Regions from separate parts of the Mus musculus genome. Here regions 1 and 3 are each linked to region 2. The links are chromatin loops, found by intact Hi-C in ENCODE. Cell type or tissue: left cerebral cortex. All regions are shown on one strand. Each heading gives the region's core, and the rest is flanking DNA. Links, peaks and the distances in the headings are about the cores only.

The links. Hi-C counts contacts between places; a loop is a spot of excess contacts. Peaks named below come from ENCODE experiments on the same cell type or tissue, not always from the same donor. Only the 100,000 strongest peaks of a DNase experiment are listed, where the experiment ranks them.
Region 1: it touches region 2 in a loop (3-fold over the local background); 10 of 42 quality-filtered maps call a loop at or near these places.
Region 3: it touches region 2 in a loop (4-fold over the local background); 3 of 42 quality-filtered maps call a loop at or near these places.

What each region holds. Positions count from the first base shown.
Region 1 is chr3:139,073,679-139,078,089 of GRCm38, reverse strand. It overlaps Rap1gds1 (RAP1, GTP-GDP dissociation stimulator 1), which reads left to right and starts at 2,889. Exons shown (of 15, transcript NM_001040690.2): 1 at 2,889-3,054. The coding sequence starts at 3,051. In left cerebral cortex, for the core only: a CTCF peak has its summit at 2,407; DNase peaks (open chromatin) are centred at 2,204, 2,649, 3,105 and 3,471; H3K4me3 peaks cover 1,730 bases; H3K27ac peaks cover 1,580 bases.
Region 2 is chr3:139,203,777-139,208,187 of GRCm38, reverse strand. Stpg2 (sperm tail PG rich repeat containing 2) reads right to left here and starts at 2,295. Exons shown (of 14, transcript NM_198659.2): 1 at 2,181-2,295. The coding sequence starts at 2,289. In left cerebral cortex, for the core only: a CTCF peak has its summit at 2,623; DNase peaks (open chromatin) are centred at 2,338, 2,552 and 3,484; H3K4me3 peaks cover 1,294 bases; H3K27ac peaks cover 1,136 bases.
Region 3 is chr3:139,088,883-139,093,293 of GRCm38, reverse strand. No RefSeq gene overlaps it. Among named protein-coding and RNA genes, the nearest start is that of Rap1gds1, 16 kb to the right of the region's middle. In left cerebral cortex, for the core only: no CTCF peak of the experiment used is centred there; a DNase peak (open chromatin) is centred at 2,380.

The sequences.
Region 1 (4,411 bases), core at 1,102-3,601, 130 kb after region 2:
CTTTTAGGAAAAAATCATAGAGACAACCGAAAGACTTTTAATTATGCAGTAACTTCCACTAAACATTTGCTCTGTTAGCTCTGTTCTCAGCACTGGTGATCTAACAGCCAAAAAGGAAAGGCAAAAATTACCGTCTTTCAGGATGGATGCTTAAACGTGATCGCTAAAGGGCAAAATACACGCCATTCTAGTGATAATATTGAAGAGACATAAAGTACAGAGGTGTGGATATAAAGTGGGTGTACAGAGTCTGGATGAAATGGTATAGAAGGGCTCCTCACACAGGTAACTTTGAACTCAGAGGTTCTCAGCCTTCCTAATGCTGCCACCCATTAAAACAGTTCCTCATGTTGTATATAGGCCCTCATGGTGACCCCCTAATCATAAAATAATTTTGTTGCTACTTCATAATTTTATTACTGTTACAAATCATAAATTAAATACCTGTGTTTTCTGATGGTCTTAGGTGACCCCTGTTACAGGGTCATTTGACAACCCCCCCTCCCCCCACCAAGGGCCATGACCCATAGGTTGAGAATAACTGTTTTAGACAAAAATATTTTAAAAATCATTATATTCCTATAAAAGGAGAAGAAAGAATTGTGTATGTTGGCACATTCCTTAATCCTATCATTGGAGAGGCCACAGGAGAACTGATATGTTTGTGAGATCATTTGGGCTACACAGTGAGTAGGCCAGCCAGGACTATATATAGCAAGACCACACTTCAAAAACAAAACAAAACAAAACAAAACAAAACAACCCAAGAGGCATTACATCATTCCTTAAATGAGCCACTTCTAGGTATAGTCCAAAAGAGTCTCACTATAGTTATGTCAATGTATTGGAGTTCAACATGATCATCATGATTGCCCTGCACTGTGCCTTTAATTGGTGAGAAAGTCGAAGGGGTGGCTTGTGGATGCAAGAGGAGCACAAATGATGCTTAAACTAATGCCAGGTGGGAGGACAAAAACCCAGCTGCCTTTCCAATTTCAATGCATACATGCAAATGAAAGCTAGACATACCCTGAAATTATTGTGATATGTAATTAGCAAAGGAAGTAACAGGAAACTTAAAGCAACTTGAAACAGAGAATGTAGAAGACATTTGTGAAAATTAAGGAAAGAGAGAGAGAGAGATCAACCATGTGAAGCAATAGAAAGACCTAGCATGGTCTTTTGCAAACATTTGGGAAAAAGAAGCAGAACAAGGCACGTGCATGTTTGTAGACTTGGGGGGGGGGGTGGTCTTACTGACTGAACTGTGCCCAGCCATCGAGCAGAAATCCCTAAGACATCGGAATGTGACCTTGTTCAGAAATCAGGTCATTGCAGACACCAGAGTCAAGATTGGGAGTGGCCTTCCCGATCTTCATGACCAGTGTCCTTATAAATAAGGGAAAACTGGACACATAAGCACGTAGGGAAAATATGTGAAAGCTAGAGTCATATTGCTACAAGGCAAGGAAGAGGTACCCTCAGAAGATGTGTGGTCCTGCCCTGGTTTGTCTTCTGGGCCCCAGATGCTCAGTAATTTTGTTTGAACCCTGTGTATAGAGATTATTACAACAATCCTAACAGCCTTCTGCAAGATGAATTATAGGCAAACAGGAAGAGTAGTTTTCTTCCAAGAACGGGTGTTTAACATCTGTATCAGTCTATGCCTGAGCTGCTGTAAATAGATCACACCTGTCTTTAATTATGTTGCATTTTTATTTCAGAAAAAATCACATAAAATCCCAGTACCTAACATATCGAGATGCTCTTGTGATCTGTGCCTGTAATATTAGCGACTGGTCTGTGAGAGTCACAGATGAAGAAACAGCCCCTTCTGGCAGCAAGAGTTGCAGCTCCTCTTCCTACAGATCGCCACAGGCCTGGGATAAAGTCCAGGCAGGCAGGGGTCAGGACACGTGCAGGTCTCCTACTGTCTCTTCTTCTTCCTTCTCCCCCTCCTTCTTTTATTTTACGTTATTATTATTATTTATTTTTTTGGTTTTTCACAGGCGGATTTCTGAGTTCCAGGCCAGCTGGTCTACAAAGTGAGTTCCAGGACTGCCAGGGCTACACAGAGAAATCCTACTGCCTCTTCTTGGTGCAGAGCCCAGTCTGGGACCCCGAGCCCCGCGAGAGCATGTGGGAGCATTTCGGTCACAGTCCCCGGGCGGCTCGTCATCCACCGAGTTACCCCCGCCCGTAGGTGGACTTTCAGTGTTTCTGATCTCAGCACGTCTTTCCTCCCTGGCACAGCCGGAGTGCGGCGGACACAGCCTGTAGGGTCCCGCCCGACGGGTTAAAGGGCTTTAGGCACTGGCTCGCCGAGGGTGACCTTGCGACCGCTCTCCGCTGGACCGGCTTTCCCGCCAGCCCCGCAGGACAGCCTGATGCGCCCTGGGGACGCGCCCGCGGACATCTACGTCCTCCTGCTCCGCCACCCCGCACATGCTCGCCTGGGGCGTGCGCTGCCAGGCACGCTCCGGGCTGAGACTTCCTCCCGGGAGGCTCCGTCCCAGCAGCCCGGAGATCTGAGCCCTGCTTCCGCCCCTCGAGCAACAGCCACCGAGCTGTACCGCTCCGGTCTGTAGACGCACAGCCCCCGGCGGGCTAAGCCTCGCCGGCCGTGGGCAGGAGGCAGCACTGGCCGCACTGAGCATGCTCGGCGGAGAGGGCGGGGCGCTCGGCGGAGAGGGCGGGGCGCTCGGCCGCGCGTCGGGAGGGCGCTCCTCAGGACGGCTCGGCGCCTCCGCGCCAGCCCGCCCGCCCGCCCGCCCGCACGTTCGCTCGCTCGCTCGCTCGCAGCCGCGCCCGCCGCAGGCTGCGCCCGGCCGCCCCGCCCCGCCCCGCCCCGCCCCCCGCCGCTCGTCCCCGCCGCGGCCGCGCCGCCCGCAGCCGCAGCCGCTGCTCCTCCCCGGCGGCCGCCCCCCGCGGGTCCCTCCCTGGCTGCGGGAGACGCGGAGGTAGAGGGAGGACGCCGCCGCCGCTGAGCCGCGCCGCCCGCACCCGAACCCTTCGCCTCGCCCTGCCGGTCCTCACTCTGTGGGAGGAACATGGGTGAGTCCTGCCGGCCGTCATCGCCTGACATTTTCTTTTCTCCCCCTCGGCGTGCTGCAGGGTGGCAGTGCATCTCTCCTGCAAACTTGCCGGGGTCCCCGGGTCCGCGAGGTGCGGGGCGGCGGCCCTCCCAGGGGGAAGGCGGGCGCACGAGGGCGGCCGGGCCGGCGGGGTCGCGCACGGGGTGGGGTCGGCGGCGGGCTCCGCGCTCGCCTCCCCTCCTCCACGCTTCCTGCCGGCACCGGGCCGCGCGGGGCGTCCCCGGGGCTGGGAGGCCGCGGTGCTGCAGGCTCGGTCCCACGGCGAGCCCGACCACTTGGCGGAACTTCCTTCCCGTGGGCGCGATCGCTCCCTCCCCGGCCTGCCGACGGCCGGCGCCGGTGCGGGGAGAGCCGGCAAGTAGTTTGGGAGGGCGATGGCCAGCCGAGTGCCGAGCGGACAGTCTCCAAGGTGGAGGTGGCGACTCGCCCGCCGCCGCCGTGGGCAGCGCGAGGCTGGCGGGAGCCGCTAGCTGTTGAATTAGTGTTGGGAGACTACGGCGTGCACAGTTCCGGTCCTCAAGCGGTTTTCTGGATTTCTCCTGTAGCTGGAAACTGTGCCCTGTAACACATTGTTAAGGAATTTACATGCTGCCTGTTCTGCCCCAGCTGCCCCTGCCTAAATCTGTATAATCTGATTCTAGTTCCATTGTACTTATAGTTAATCCTAAAAGAATGGATACTTCAATGCAAATGTTTTATAAAACTGTTTATGTTTGAACGTGAGATTCTCCTCAGATATTGCCTACCTGTGCATAATTACAAAAGCACCGGATACAAATCTCTTCTGTAATTAAGGGCGAAAAGTTTCCTTTGATAGTAACAACTTAGATCATCTGTCCAGTACACGTTCCCCAGTTTGCTTCTATTCCATAATTTGCGTCTATCGTAATTTCCCCTTTTAAAAACTGGCTTCTTCGGCGTCCCTCCACACGGACTTTGCCCACTCCTTCTGGGCAAGTTATTTATGAGTGTGGTCCTTTCATCTGTCAACACAGTGCTCAATGCTTAGAGTTAGATCATGGCAATACAGAACCCTCCAGGAAGTATCAGAATCCTAGAAATGATGTGGTAGCCTTTCCCGGAAGACCAAATACTCTTAGCTTTGAGTCAGATCTTTGTCATTTAGTAGGAAGAGGACCGTTGGGGGAGAAGGAGGTGGTTTTAATGAAACAAAGCAGAACAAAACACCCATGCCCCTGAATTTTATTTTCACTTGTTTGTCTTCCAAGTGAGTATCACTGACAGTCGGAACATTTCTATAAAAAAAAAAAAAAAAATCGGTATCCCATTTGTTCGTCCCTTTATAGAATTTTAAA
Region 2 (4,411 bases), core at 1,184-3,683:
TTTCTGTGTGTGTGTGTGTGTGTGTGTGTGTGTGTGTACATGTGGAAGACAGATGACAACTTGTAAGAGTCATCTTACAAGATGTTAAGAGTTATTATGCTCAAGTCATCAAATTTGGCAGTAAGTGACTTTACCCATTAAGCCATCTCACCCACCCCATAGAAACTTTTAATGTGGTCCACTAGTTTATACGTTACTACAAGGTATTTTTCACTAAGAATATTGTTTTACTGGGTTGAAAACTAAGAATGGAGTAAACATCATGATCCCTGCTCTCAAGTAGTTTACATTTTGGTGGAGCTTTTGTGTGTGTGTGTGTGTGTGTGTTAGAATCAAACTGCTACCAAAAAAGTTACCATAAGCCAGAAGGATGGAAAAGTAAGACTAGTCAGAGATTTTTATTTCAATTGAATATCAAGAATAAGTAGAAGCAAGCCAGGAGGAGTAGGAGCATAGAACACACTGGGCACATGGTGCAAAAGAACAGAAGTGACAAAAAATGATCTTAAGAATATTATCAAGTTAGAATGGCTGAACTGTAGGTCATGTGTAGGAGCATGTACAGGTGTTTGGAAAGATCAGACTAAATGGAACACAAGACCGGGGGTGATAACAAAAAAGAATTCTACTACCATTGATGAGTTTAGATTTTTTAACCCTGCCGTTAACAAAAATAAATATATTTTTTGTTTTTCAAATAATGTATGTTTTTTAAACATACTACTAAACACAAAATGAAAGATAAAATTATGACACTGAGACAGAAACAACATGCTACTGATTTAATTGAGAAAAAATAAATTGGATTGTATTAAATTGGGTAGCTATGAACAAAGGGGAAGAATTTCTGAGAGATTGTGAACATTTAACCAATGGTCTTAAAGGCCAAGAGAAATGGCCAGGCAAAAAAAGTAAGCTAGAGTTCTAAAGCTTAGACCAGCCATGCAAGGATGTCTGTAAAGTGACTGACAACGACGCAGACTTTAAGCCTGTGGGAAACTTAGAGACATAAACCACCTCTATCTCTATAAAGAATTTCACTTGGGAGTGGCTGGATATAAATGGTGATTGAAGTAACAGATATGAATAAGAGAGTACAATGAGCAAAGCAACAAGAACAAGATGTAAAGCTAAGTATCTTATAAATTTAGCTGTGCATGATTAGTGGGAAAAAAAGAAAAATAAAACATGATTCCTTGCTTCAGTACCGAATCATGTGTCAGGTACTGAACAGCAGGAAAAAAAATGAGACAGAAAGCAACAAAGAAAGTGGTCAGCTGTACCAAAATAAAGGTCAAAAAAAAAAGTTATGGGTGTGCAAAAGCATCATAGGTGTGCCCATTACAGATGGTCACTGGTAAACACAAGATGCTGGGGAATACATGCTTATACCATCTCAACAGTACTTGGCATAGGTACCAAAAATGCTGAGGACAGATGCTGAAAAGATGTAAAATTTGAGATCTGAAACGCAAACAGAATTTTACCATGTCCAGAGAAACTTAAACTAACCATAATGGAGCAGGGATGTAAACAGAGTACTCACTCCTGGAACTTTAAGGGGGCAGGAGGTATTTTATATCTACTGAAAAATGCAGGTTTACAAAAGAAACCACTAGAATTTGGGTGGTATTAAACTCAAACAAAAACAAAAACCAGAACTTTAAAAGCAGAGACCGAATTAGAAATATTTATTAAAAGTTGGACCTAATTCACAAACTGGGGGGGGGGGGGGGGGTGAGAAATGAAGAAAAGCAATTAACTACTTCAATTATTAGTCCCTAGGCCACCCCTGAAGGCTATAACTTTTCACAGAATGTAGAAAGAGGGTCTCAGTATAAAGCCAGGGATGGTCAGATAACTTCACTCCGGGGAGTGGGGGAGATTGGGGACGGGATCCAATTTGTAAGTGATAATACAGAATAGAAATGTAAACAATTACATCGTGGTAAATAAATCTGATTAAAGTGTGTGCAAAAGCAAGTATTGTGTTTCATACAGTCACAAACTTGTTATGTCATACAGTCAAGAGCCAAGGAATCAAAATCCTGGTTCTAGTATCGTCTCTACCTGCGACGTGTTACATTTCTGAACAGTGGTCCTTTTTGACTTTGTGTTTAACCTGAGGGCAGGCTGAAGGCGGGCCGTCTGTCACCGCAAGCTGGCCATCAGCATCTTACCTGTGGCCTGCTGCTTAGGAAAAGGTACCTGGTAGGTCCCAGGCCCCACGTGCTCCTCGGTGCTGCCGCGGTTGGCACAGTCGAGCCAGCGCGGAGCACGGTCATACATAGTGATGAGGGGCGGGGCCCACGGGACCGGAAACTAGACAGGCGGCCTGCGTCGTCCCTACACGCGGGACTAGAGTGCGAGCTGCGTGCTGACTGGCTCAGCGGCGTCAGCTTTCCCTCGGGTCCTCGGCACAGAGGTAAAGTGGCGAGGACAGCAGCCAGAGGACCCGCCCGCCAGCCCGCCAGCGTTCAATTCAGCGCTCACGGGTCACGCCAGAGACCGGGCTTAGCCGCCTGAACTTCCGGCTCTGGCTCCGCCCACTCCCCGCCTCCCGGAAACCTTGGAAGGGCAGAGGCCGGAAGGACTCGGGCCTGTAGGTGCACTTCCGGCACCGGCCTCGGAGCATTTCCGGTCGAGCGCTCAGAGCTCGGAGATGTCTTGTAGAGTCTGACGAAGCTCCCTGCGCTAGGCAGGGCGGTGCTGCACCTCAGCTCCACCTCAGCTCCGCCTCAACTCACCTGCTTCCTGTCCCAGAATACCTTCGCTGCGCAGAAAAGCCCTAGAAACGCACTAGAAGGAGGCGAATTAATTTGATTTTGATTTGCCTTCCCTGTAAATCAGGGTGACTGGAAAGACCCGGGGGGCGGGGCAGCGAGGCGGGGACAGGTGGAATAGAAAAGCTCGGGACCCCAAAACAGGGTTTGGGATCAGCAAAGTCCCCCTTCACTCCTGTCAAAAAGGCATCCTCTGAATAAAGTCACTACTGAATCTGACCTGCAGGCCATCAAGATTTCTAAAGGAAAGCTGGGAACGCAGAGGGTTGGGGGCGGGGGTGGGGGGGTGACAAGAAATGGCAACATCTGAAAAGGGGAAAGCTTGCCTACTGAAGCAAGTCAAGGGCAAGGGCTAAAAACTGCTTCTGGTGTTGGACACGGATAAATGGCAACATTGTCTACAAAGTAAGGTGAAGGCATCGAAAAAGCCCAAGCCACCCTCATCGATCCACTGAATCTTCAGCAACAGGCGCTGGAGAGTATCAGAATCCATCTATGTGTTTGGTTGGTTTTTTTCATTAAGAAATCCACACAGCTTCTAAACATCCTTAAAGGCTTAGGCCAGTGGTTCTCAACCTTCTGAATGCTGCAACCCTTTAATACGGTTTCTCAACTTGTAGTGGCCCCATACCATAAAATCATTTTCATTGCTACTTTATAACTTTGGTACTGTTAGGAAGCACAATGTAAGTATTTTTGGAGGTAGAAGTTTGCCAGTGGGGTTGTGACCCACAGGTAAAGAACCACTGGCTTAGGCAATCCTTCCATGGCCCTGCCTTACCCACAAAAGAGCTAGAGTGCCTCAGTCCCCAATACAAACTTAAATATATTTAAATTTTGTGATTCTTAGTTTGCTACTTAGTTCTGAATTAATTGTGGCATCTCTGTTAGAATACTCAAAAAGTATGTGTGTGTGGTTCCTAAGAATCTTTTGATGTCTTCTACTAAACAGCTGGATCATTACTTACTTGAAAAGAACTTATTGGCAAATGTATATAGTTCTCTTACTCTTCTAAGTTAACCTGGATACAAATAAAACTAAAGCCCCTGTCCCTGGGTAGGTCATGAATAGCCCAAGAAGGGGCAAGCAAGGTATACAGAATGGCAAGAGAATATCACAAGCACTTGGGAAACTTATTTGTAATGAAGTGTTTAACTTTCTTGTTAACCTTAATGCTTCCTACATTCTTATAAAACTCATAAGTAGCTGGGAAGTGGTGACACATGCCTTTAATCCTAGCACCCAGAAGGCAGAGGCAACAGATCTCTGTGAGTACCAGGCCATCCCAGTCTACCAAGTGAGTTCCAGGACAGCAAGGACTACACAGAGAATCCCTGTCTCAAAAAAGGAAACATAAGAGTTCTTGGTGGGGGTTTTTTGTTTGTTTGTTTTGTTTTTTGTTTGTTTGTTTTGCCTCATATATCTGGCAAGATCCCATTCAGAAGAACTAGAATGGATGTGCAATGACATACTAGAAAGAGTCACAGATAAAAGGATGGAAAATTGTGTCATTAAAAGTCATGTTTCCTTTAACAACCTATTGGACATTCCTTATATATCATTTGCTCTTGGTAATAAAAGCCAATATATCAATTCAGACAGCATGTTCATGCCAGAGTATAGCATT
Region 3 (4,411 bases), core at 1,102-3,601, 110 kb after region 2:
TCAGAAAGTACTTGGTTACCCCTATAACATTCATGCCACTATTGCATAAATGGACATGTCTTGCCAGGCAGTCCTGATTGTAGCTTAGAGGACTCACAGCTGGATAAGACTGTTGGTTTTTCTCCCTACTTGCATTGCGCCTTCCAGCACTATGAAAGCTAGTCAGTAGAGATGAAGCTTTTTTGGGTCAATACCAACATGATTTCTCCATGTCCTATGATTCAAAAATATGGTAGCTTCAGCAAGAGAGTCAGCATTAAGTTTGCACAGATGATCAAAAGTAATGGCAGTGGTCTATAATGTCTGCAGAAGTCTATGAAACCCCACTGGCCAATAATTTGAGAAAAGCCTCGCTATCACTGGGCTTTTTATTAGGTAGCCTATGGTGTTTGGGGGAGGCATTGTCCCCTATTAGAGGGCATTGCCATTTAAATGTCTTTTTATATGTGCTCATGTGTGTACTTTAGGAAGCTTCTAGAGTAAAAGATTTCCATGTGGCATTTTCAAAGATCTTTAATGCTAGTTGTCCCTCTCCATACCCAATGCTCTACCTGACTCCCCTAGCACCACCCCATTTAACACGTTCTGTTCAATTATTCCTCTTTGCCCATTCATACCACCAGTATCCTGTCCCCTTTCTCTTGAGATATACTTCCATTCTCCCTTACTAGTTTCCAGCCTTTTGTGGGTATTCTAATATAAACATACATATCTAAAGATTCAGAGCTAGCACCCACACATGAAAACTAACTTGCAACATTTGTCTTTTTACGTCTGGGTTATCTCCCTCAGAACAATTATTTCCAGATCCATCCATGTGCCTAAAAATTCTGTAATTTCATTTTTATTTCTATAACCTACATTTTTCTTATACTCTGTTGTGTAAATACACCACATATTTATTATCTGTTAATCTGTTGATAGATATCTAGGCTATTTCCGTTTTCTGCCTATTGTGAAGAGATCAGCAGTGAACATGAATAAGCAAGTGTCTCTGTAGAAAACACAGAGTCCTTAGGAAGATGCTCTAGAATAGAATATCTGGGTCATATGGTAGATCTATGTCTAGCTTTTGAAGATTCTCCACACTGATTTCCAGAGTAGCTGCATCAGTTTGGAGTCCCACAGGGAACGAGCAAGTGTTCCTCTTTTCCTACATCCACACCAACATTTTCTTTCTCCCTCTTATTCTTGGCCATTTTGTCTAGAGTAAAATGAAATATCAAAGTAGTTTTAATTTGTATGTCCCCGATGGCTAGGGATGTTTCCAAACGATATTTCTCAGCTTTTTGTATTTCTTCCTTTGAGAACTTTCTGTTCTGTTCTGTGCTCCAATTTTTAATTGGATTGCTTTCTTGGTATTTAGTTTTTAAAGTTCTTTGTATATTCCAGACACCAACCCTCGGTCACGTGTATTGCCGGCAAAGATATTTTCCTATTCTGTAGGCTGCCACTTCCCTCAAATGATAGGCATCCTTTTCTGTATAGACACCTTTTAGTTTCATAGAATCTTAATTGTTATTTGTTTCTCCTAGTGTCTGCTCTACCAGAGTGTGTTCAGTAAGTCCTTTCCTATACCAGAGTTGAACCATATTCTGTACTTTCTTCTGTATCAGATGCAGAGTATCTGCCTTGTTTTTGTTTGTTTGTGGCAGGATCTCCCTCTGAACCTGAAGCACTTAGGTTCAGCTAGACTGATTGCTCATGAACCCCCAAGATCTGCCTGTCTCTGCCCCAAGTCGCCAAAGCTGGGGTTACCGATTGACATGACCATGCCAGGCTGATATGTGCGTGTTGGTGATTCAAACAGGTCCTCTTGCTTTGCAGCAGCTATGGTTACCAGCTGAGATATCTTCCCAGAGCTCAACACTGAGTTTCTATTCTCTCCCATTTGGTAGTTAATAATTTTGTGTGAGAAAAATATACGGCTGATATAAATCTCTTTAAGCACCCACATACACACCTAAATTCCTGCAACTTGGTGTAAAGTCATTGTTAAAACCATTTCTTATAGTTGATATCAACTAATCATACTGCATTGAGGCTCTCTGGTATGAATGCCCCATCTCCCTAACTGTCCAGAGAAGAACAGTCACCTTGAAGTTGTGCCTAGAGTCACTACCATCACTGGTGCAATGCATGCACATGCCTTCCTCATTCTCCTCAACGAATGTAGTTTACAAAACAGAGTATCTAAAATTAACAATGGGAGCCAAAGGAAAAGGTATACCTTGATTGATATTTGTTTACGTCTATAAGAATGAACTTAAGCTTCACTAAGGCTACTAAAGATATGAAAACAACTGCTTTCCGTACTTGCTCTGGAACTGAGTATATAAAATAGCCCCAGGGGAACTTGGCAGCAACACCTTCCTAAATCTATCTCCTCCGTGTTTATACAGTGCCGTATGTGCTGCAGGGTGTTGCCAATGAGGCAAATGTTTAAAATAAGATATATTCAAATAATAGCAGAGGCTTTATAGGAAGACATAGGCTGACTGAGAAAGTCACACAGTAACCAGCTCACTGACATCCTATAGAAAGGATTCCCAAACTAAAGGTGGAGTAATACCTGTTTCCTGAGAGTTGACATGTTTCCAATATCCTGACATTTCCTATGAATGCCATATTTCTAAAACAATAATATTCTCAATCAGTCCCTTCAGGCAAGGGTAACATTTCTAACAAAGATGGAGAAAACAATTGTTCTTCAGGATACTCATGCTACAAAAACAGCATTTTAAAAATAAGAATGTTCCCTCATTATGTAATTTTGTTGTTGGAAACAACCTAAATATAAACATCTTTTAATATCTACATAACGAAAGTCTTAGAATGGCATCTTTAAAACTTAAAATAAAATCCTCTAATTGAGCACTTTTATTGAATTTAGAATCCAGTTCCTTAAAATTTTTCTTAAATAGTAATTTCTGATAAGTTGCAAGAACTGGTATTAGGACTAATACATACATACTCACTTGTTGGATTTCAATGTTTGCCTTGTTGGTTGATGAACTTCCACCATGAGGATGGGACTGAAAAATTATTGTTTTGATTTAGTAATGGTGCCTTCTTCCATCTAGACATACTTGTTCTGTGAGGTTGCTCTTTCAACTAAAACATTCCTCAAGAAAGACATGGCCATGTATTGAGCTTTAAATCTGATCTCTGACCCACTATAACTCAAGATTTTTTTTTTTAATCGATGAGGCATTTTTAACTAAACTGTTCTACCTAGACAGGTGAAAGGTTATTATGCCATTGATAAAGATAATTTCTCTTTTTCCGTTTGTTTTACAAAGCACATTTTTAAGCAGACCTTTACTGAGCACACAATTAAGATTATAATCATTAAACTTGACGAGTGTTCAAACTGTTTTCATTAAGAGCACATGATTGGGGCTGGCAGAATGGCTCAGCAGGTAAGAGCACTGACTGCTCTTCCCCAGGTCCTGAGTTCAAATCCCAGCAACCACACTATCACACACTATAATGAGATCTGACGCCTCTTCTGGCGCGGCTGAAGACAGCTACAGTGTACTTATGTATAATAAATAAATTAAAAATAAAAAGATCACATGATTGGAGTGGGGTTTGGAGATCTCTGCTTCAGTGGAATGGGCCTCCAATCCCTGTGGTCCCTTTCTCAACCACCACATCTGCTCTTCCATCGTCAGAATGCTCCACAGCCTTTTAAACTGGCTGCCTCTCCACCCCCACCTCAGTCTTTCCACTCTACCTGCAGACATTCAGCCGCAAAGAACAACAGATTTCCATTTGTAGATGATAGCCTTAAATATGTTCCACGGGTCCCCTTCCTACTATCTTTGTGAATTCTTTTCCTTGAATGTGTTCTGACCCTTGACTCACTCCATAAGGAGAAAGGGGTACAAATGCCCTATGCCAAGTCTAGATCAAGGTTTCAAGAAGACCCAGTAGCTGCTTCTCCTGTACTTACAAGATTCTGAAGTGCCAGGCAAAATGCTCTGGTACACTGCTAGTAAAAAGAAGGAAAGAAAGAAAGAAAGAAAGAAAGAAAGAAAGGAAGGAAGGAAGGAAGGAAGGAAGAAAAAGAAAAAGAAAAAGAAAAAGAAAAAGAAAAAGAAAAAGAAAAAGAAAAAGAAAAAGAAAAAGAAAAAGAAAAAGAAAAAGAAAAAGAAAAAGAAAAAGAAAAAAATCTATATAATGTGGGGAAGGAGAGGCCACCAGGAGGAAGAGAGCAAAAGCTGAGTCTTCTCCACAGAGCCACCAGACAGCAAATGACTCCTCCCAGCTATCAATCACAGCCCCGTATAATTTCAGCAGCATCTGAATAGTGCAAATCCAAACCCATCCAGCTGGACCCAGTCAGCAGCCTACAGTACTATGAGAAATAATAGTTGTTTGTTATGGTGCCTTAATCTGCAATAGG